Linked DNA regions of Homo sapiens: region 2 is linked to region 1. Evidence: chromatin contacts called from ENCODE Hi-C or POLR2A ChIA-PET data. All regions are on one chromosome and are shown on one strand. Each heading gives the region's core, a stretch centred on a gene start or an enhancer-like site at or near the end of the contact. The rest is flanking DNA. Distances are from core to core; before and after follow the strand shown. Region 1 overlaps ATF7-NPFF (ATF7-NPFF readthrough). Region 2 has its middle 17 kb from the start of ATP5MC2.

Region 1 (2,700 bases), core at 83-2,582:
GGGAAAGTGGCTTTATCGTTAGCCAACCAAAGCTGCCAGAGTACCTTTTAAAACTATTTTTGAGAAGTAGTGGTAACTTTTCCAAACACTCTGATTCAGAAGAGGTTTTGTTTAAATTTTTTTATAAAAATTGTGCTGTTTCCATGGAAAATCCCATTGGACTATTTTCAATTGATCAGGCTAGAAGGGGTGTTTTTGGGTTTTTTTGTTTGTTTTTTTGAGACAGAGTCTCACTCTGTCACCCAGGCTGGAGTGCAGTGGCAGTGATCTCGGCTTACTGCAACCTCCACCTCCTGGGTTCAAGAGATTCTCCTGCCTCAGCCTCCTGAGTAGCTGGGACTACAGGCACCTGCCACTATGCCCACCTAATTTTTGTATTTTTTTGTAGAGATGGAGTTTCACCATGTTGGCCAGGCTGGTCTCAAACTTCTGACCTCAAGTGATACACCCATCTCAGCCTCCCAACGTGCTGGGATTACAGGCATGAGCCACTGCGCCCAGCCAAGAAGGGGTGATCTTAACCCCAGGTCTCACTCCTTAAAATATCATTTAAACATTGTTCTGTATTTCTGTCATTCATTCTAGCGGTTTGGGGTATGAGATGAATCCCTGAAGTAGCATGCCAATGAAACCCATCGTAATAGAGTTAGGATCTGTGAACAAGATTCAGGTCTAAAAAAGCAGGATTGGGAGGGAGAATGTAAAATTCAAGTTGCTTAAAAAGTTCCCATGGGTTACCAAGAGCCTTTCTCTTCAGAAGGGCAGAGGCACTGTGTTGAGGAGAGACTCGTGCAGCCCCTGTGGGCATATTTTGGCTGGCAAATCTAAATCCGAATACCCTGGTTTCAGGAACTTGCTCTGGGCCTAGGTCTCTGTGAAATTAGGTCTATTGTTTACAGTTTCCTTTTCCAGCTCATGATCTTGCTGTCTTACTCCTCAGCCCCTAGATTTGCCTGGAATCCTTCAGAAGGTAACAGACCATTATTACCTCAGTGACCACTGAAAGACAAGGCACTATTTCTTACTCGGTAGCTTTAGTCAGCAAACTCAACCATCTGATCCTCAGTTTCTTCTCATCAGATTTTAACATCCATCTGCTTTTTCTGCTCACTTCAGACCTAGCAGGGAGTAAATTTACGAAAGAAAATATTGCTTAACTATACTTGGTTTTCAAATCTAGAGGTTTCACAAAACTGTGTCACCTGTGTGGGTGGTTTGGTTTGGTTGGAGGTAAACGAGGTAAAACTAGCACTGAGAGAAAAGTGGGTACGTGGATAGTCACACAACAAAATACTGTTCGGTCTTCCCCCTGCTGGCTTTGAGGCAACACAACACAGACACCCTCTGGTGGCCTACACCAGCCTTCGCCTACTAGAGCTCCATTAAAGCAAATTTGCCCTAACACAAAGACTCTCTCTCCAAATCAAAAAGTACAAATGCATTCTCTATATACTATTTAATATCAAGTTTTAATTTCAGATCAAAACTAAAACAGTTTCCTTTTCTTTCATGTCTACAGATCAAACGCCTACTCCAACTAGATTCCTGAAGAACTGTGAGGAGGTGGGACTCTTCAATGAACTAGCTAGCTCCTTTGAACATGAATTCAAGAAAGCTGCAGATGAGGATGAGAAAAAGGCAAGAAGCAGGACTGTTGCCAAAAAACTGGTGGTATTCAGACCTAGGCTATTTTTATTGTGCTTTGGGATAATTTTCTTAATTGGTTAAAACACAAAATCATGGGCTTAGTAGAGTAAAACCAGTAAAACCAGATAGTAGTCACTAATCCCAGTCAGCCATTCAGGTCTTTAGGAGTTCCAGATGATGGATCAGCACAAGTCTGTCGTCACCGAAAATTAGTCCTCTTGTTCTTCCAGGGGAGTATTAGTTTAATAATCGGTTTTTTAAAAAATATTTATATTATAAATATGTTGAAGATGTTAAAAGGTGATAAATTACTCAGATTTTGTTGGATAACATATTTGTTGCCAAATTCCACTCTTTTCTGAGCTGATCAGACTTCTCAGCTACACTGTTTTTTTGAATCAGCAAGTCAATAAACATTTATCAAATTTCCACTCTTCTTTGTTTCAATATATGTGGTTTTTGCCTTTAAGTAGCTTTCTACTATTATTCAAAGCATTAAAGATAAAGAAGGATGTTCCTACTGTCTTTCAAAGGAGATCAACCAGGACGGTGAAAGAACTATAAACTATGTCACTTCGGGAACTTTTAAAGAAATCAAGTGGCCAAGCACATTGGCTCATGCTTGTAATCCCAGCACTTTGGGAGGCCAAGGTGGGAGGATTACAGGAGTTCAAGACCAGCCTTGGCAATAGCAGGACCTCCATGTTTACAAAAACAGTTTTAAAGATTGATCAGGCATGGTGGTGCATGCCTGTAGTCCTAGCTACTCGGGAGGCTGAAGCAGGAAGATTGCTTGAACCCAGGAGTTCAAGGCTGCAGTGAGCTATGATTGCACCACTGTGCTCCAGCCTGGGTGACAGAGTGAGACCCTATCTCTCTCTTTTTTTTTTTTTGAGACAAGAGTCTTGCTCTGTTGCCCAGGCTGGAGTGCAGTGGCACGATCTCAGCTCACTGCAAGCTCCGCCTCCCAGGTTCACGCCATTTTCCTGCCTCAGCTTTCCGAGTAGCTGGAACTACAGGCGCCCACCACCACACCTGGCTAATTTTTTTTTT
Region 2 (2,700 bases), core at 7-2,506, 120 kb before region 1:
TGCATATCTTGCTGGGGGGTGGTTGGGGTGAGCCTGTATGTGTGTGTGTGTGCACGCGCGTGTGTGTCAGGATGGTATCTGAGCCTAAACAGACTTGTAACCCCTCTGTATCCCCATGGCTTTTCCACTCCCATCTCCCAACATCTGGAGTAGGGACTTCAAGTTTCCAAAACATAGCTGCAAAGGGTAACAAACAGCTAGCCCATAGCTCGCTTAGCAACAGGAGAATAGTCAGTAGGGATTTAAGATAGGGAGAAAATGTAGCTCAGGGAAAATGTGTGCAGTACAAAAGACCCATAAATTTTTCAGAAAGCAGCTTGGCCCTGTGAAGTTGACCAGATTGAAAGTCCCAGAATCCTGGGTTCCAGTCACTCATGAATGGCTTTTGGTTAATTCTTCCTGTGCTTCAATTCCTTCTCTTGTGTGAAATGGGTAACACCTTATCTGCCTCCCTGAGATGTCATGGAAATAAGCAAAATTAGGTCTTAAAACTACTTGGAAACCTAAATTGTGAAAATTATCTTTATCTCTGTTGTTTCTTAGTTACCAGTTTACCAGAAGTAACTTAACACTAGGATTCTCTGCCAGTACTAAAATTAGACTCTACCACTCTGGGCTTTCCTTTTCTCCCTCTTGCTTTTGTTTTCGGGGCGTGGAGGAGACATCTGTGCTGCTGGAGTTAATAATAAACTAAAGACTAAAGAATAACTTCTCCCACTAGAAAATACTATTTTCATCCTACCCACCTGATCAGGCTTTAAAAGAAGGAGCCCAAATCTGCCATGGATTTTGATTATTTGATTCACTTTTGGAAATGTGCCTGAGAAAGCCTAGGGAATGAGAGAGTGGAATAAATGGAATTGGAATGTAGAGAAACCAAGCTCCTGATGTTTCCAGCCTCCCTTTCCTGGCCAGATAGGCTTTCTGCCACTAAAATCAAGGTTCTCTGTCACATCACAAAAGGGCCTGAAGTTACTGTTAAGTATGCCCACATCTCTGGAGGTGGGAGGTTTGGGTATTGGACACTTTTCCTGCCCAGGGACATGGGAAAAACGAATAGGCAAGGAGAGAATCAATCTTTTCCAGCTGCAACCTAGAGAGAAAAGGAACAAATTCTTCACCAGGGAAGATTGTGTAAACAGTGCCTTTGGCTGGAGCCATAGGGTTGGGGAAGCAAAGAAAGGGATCTTTGTTCTCTCCTACCCCAGCCAGAGCACAATCGTAGAGCTGGGATTGTTTGCTTTGGCAAAAGACTCCCTGCCTGAAAGAGCTAGGCGTTCCAGAGACTGGTGAGGCCTCTGTTGGTTTTCCCTTACAGAGCTGAAGAGAGGACAACTCTCAGCCTAAATCTTTTACCTAAGGAAGTGAGCTGGGGACTCAGGAGGCCTGAGGCATCTGGGTTATACTTCTCGACCCTCTTTTGCCTCCTTCTCTTCCTACATCCACCTCATTACAGTTGTTAGTTTAATTGGCCTCAGTCCTCCTGCCTTTAAGGGTGCTTTTGGTTCTTGTACCAGTTTTCTATCAAAAAAAAAAAAAAACCATTTTCACAGACAGCAAGACAATGCCAGAGCTCCTGTCTAAGGAACCCAACAGGAAAAGGGGATTCTGAGATCATCTTATCCAGCCTGTGACTTTAGGTGGTATTGCACACGACCCTGACAATTGCAGTCAATCTTTTCAAAAATCTCCAGAGATGTATTTCTTTTCTTGGATAACATTAGTGTCTCACAAATGCAAGATAATATTTATGTAGTGCCGCTTATGCCAGGTGCTTTACAAATGCCATTTTATTTAATCCTCAAAGCCACCCTATGAGGTAGATATAATGACCCCTGCTTTACAGATTAGGACACTAGGGATTAGCAAGATGAAATAATTTGGCCAAGGTCACATAGATGATATACTAGTTTGCAAGGACTGCTATAACAAAATACCACAAACGGAGTGCCTTTGACAATAGAAAGTTGCCAGGCGCAGTTGGTCACCCCTGTAATCCCAGCACTTTGGGTGGCCGAGACAGGCAGATCACCTGAGGTCAGGAGTTTGAGACCAGCCTGACCAACATGGTGAAATCTCGTCTCTACTAAAAATACAAAATTAGTCGGGTGTGGTGGCACATGCCTGTAATCCCAGCTGCTCAGGAGGCTGAAGCAGGAGAATTGCTTGAACCCGGGGGATGGAGGTTGCAGTGAGCCAAGATCGTGCCATTGCACTCCATCCTGGACAAGAAAAGCGAAACTCCGTCTCAAAAAAAAATTTAAAAAAAAATAGAAAGTTACTAAAAGTAGCTGGTATGCTTGTGTGCACCTGTAATCCCAGCTACTCGAGAGACTGAGACAGAAAGATCTCCTGAGCCCAGTAGTTTTATGCTGCAGTAAGCGATGACTGTACCACTATACCCCAGCCTGGGTAGCAGAGTCAGATCTTGCCTCTGTAACTAACTAACTAACTAAATAAATAAATAAAACAATAGAAAGTTACTATCTCACAGTTCTGGAGGCTAGAAGTTCAAGATAAAGGTGTTGGTGGGGTTGGTTTCTTCTGAGGGCTGTGAGGAAAAATATGTTCCACGTTTCTCCCATAGCTTTCTAGTGGTTTGCTAGCAATCTTTAGCATTTTTTGGCTTGTAAGTCTATGCTTTCATCTTCACATGGTATTGTCCCTGTGTGTGTATCTGTGTCCAAGTTTCCACTTTTT

The links. A loop is a pair of places that touch in the nucleus more often than their neighbours do. ChIA-PET counts read pairs that join two places held with the same protein, here RNA polymerase II (POLR2A). Pooled maps may share reads with other maps.
Region 2: a map of dorsolateral prefrontal cortex shows a loop between it and region 1 (5-fold over the local background). The contact joins two enhancer-like sites. A Hi-C loop is called at or near these places in 2 of 168 maps with a recorded cell type or tissue (HepG2 and dorsolateral prefrontal cortex), 2 of 37 single-sample maps with no recorded cell type and 7 of 50 pooled maps. POLR2A ChIA-PET finds 5 or more read pairs at or near these places in 11 of 52 experiments (A549, H1, HepG2 and 7 more).

The regions. Positions count from the first base shown.
Region 1 is chr12:53,542,268-53,544,967 of GRCh38, reverse strand. It overlaps ATF7-NPFF (ATF7-NPFF readthrough), which reads left to right. Exons shown (of 15, transcript NR_159377.1): 4 at 1,520-1,638. It overlaps ATF7 (activating transcription factor 7), which reads left to right. Exons shown (of 12, transcript NM_006856.3): 4 at 1,520-1,638. All of the region lies in intron 2 of LOC124902937 (a long non-coding RNA gene), which reads right to left. Among named protein-coding and RNA genes, the nearest start is that of ATF7-AS1, 30 kb to the right of the region's middle. Within about 2 kb of position 1,332, at least 13 of the 41 ENCODE cell types and tissues checked have a DNase peak (open chromatin) inside an H3K27ac peak, as active enhancers do; they include dorsolateral prefrontal cortex, where a contact is called at or near this core.
Region 2 is chr12:53,657,652-53,660,351 of GRCh38, reverse strand. No RefSeq gene overlaps it. Among named protein-coding and RNA genes, the nearest start is that of ATP5MC2, 17 kb to the left of the region's middle. Within about 2 kb of position 1,256, at least 24 of the 41 ENCODE cell types and tissues checked have a DNase peak (open chromatin) inside an H3K27ac peak, as active enhancers do; they include dorsolateral prefrontal cortex, where a contact is called at or near this core.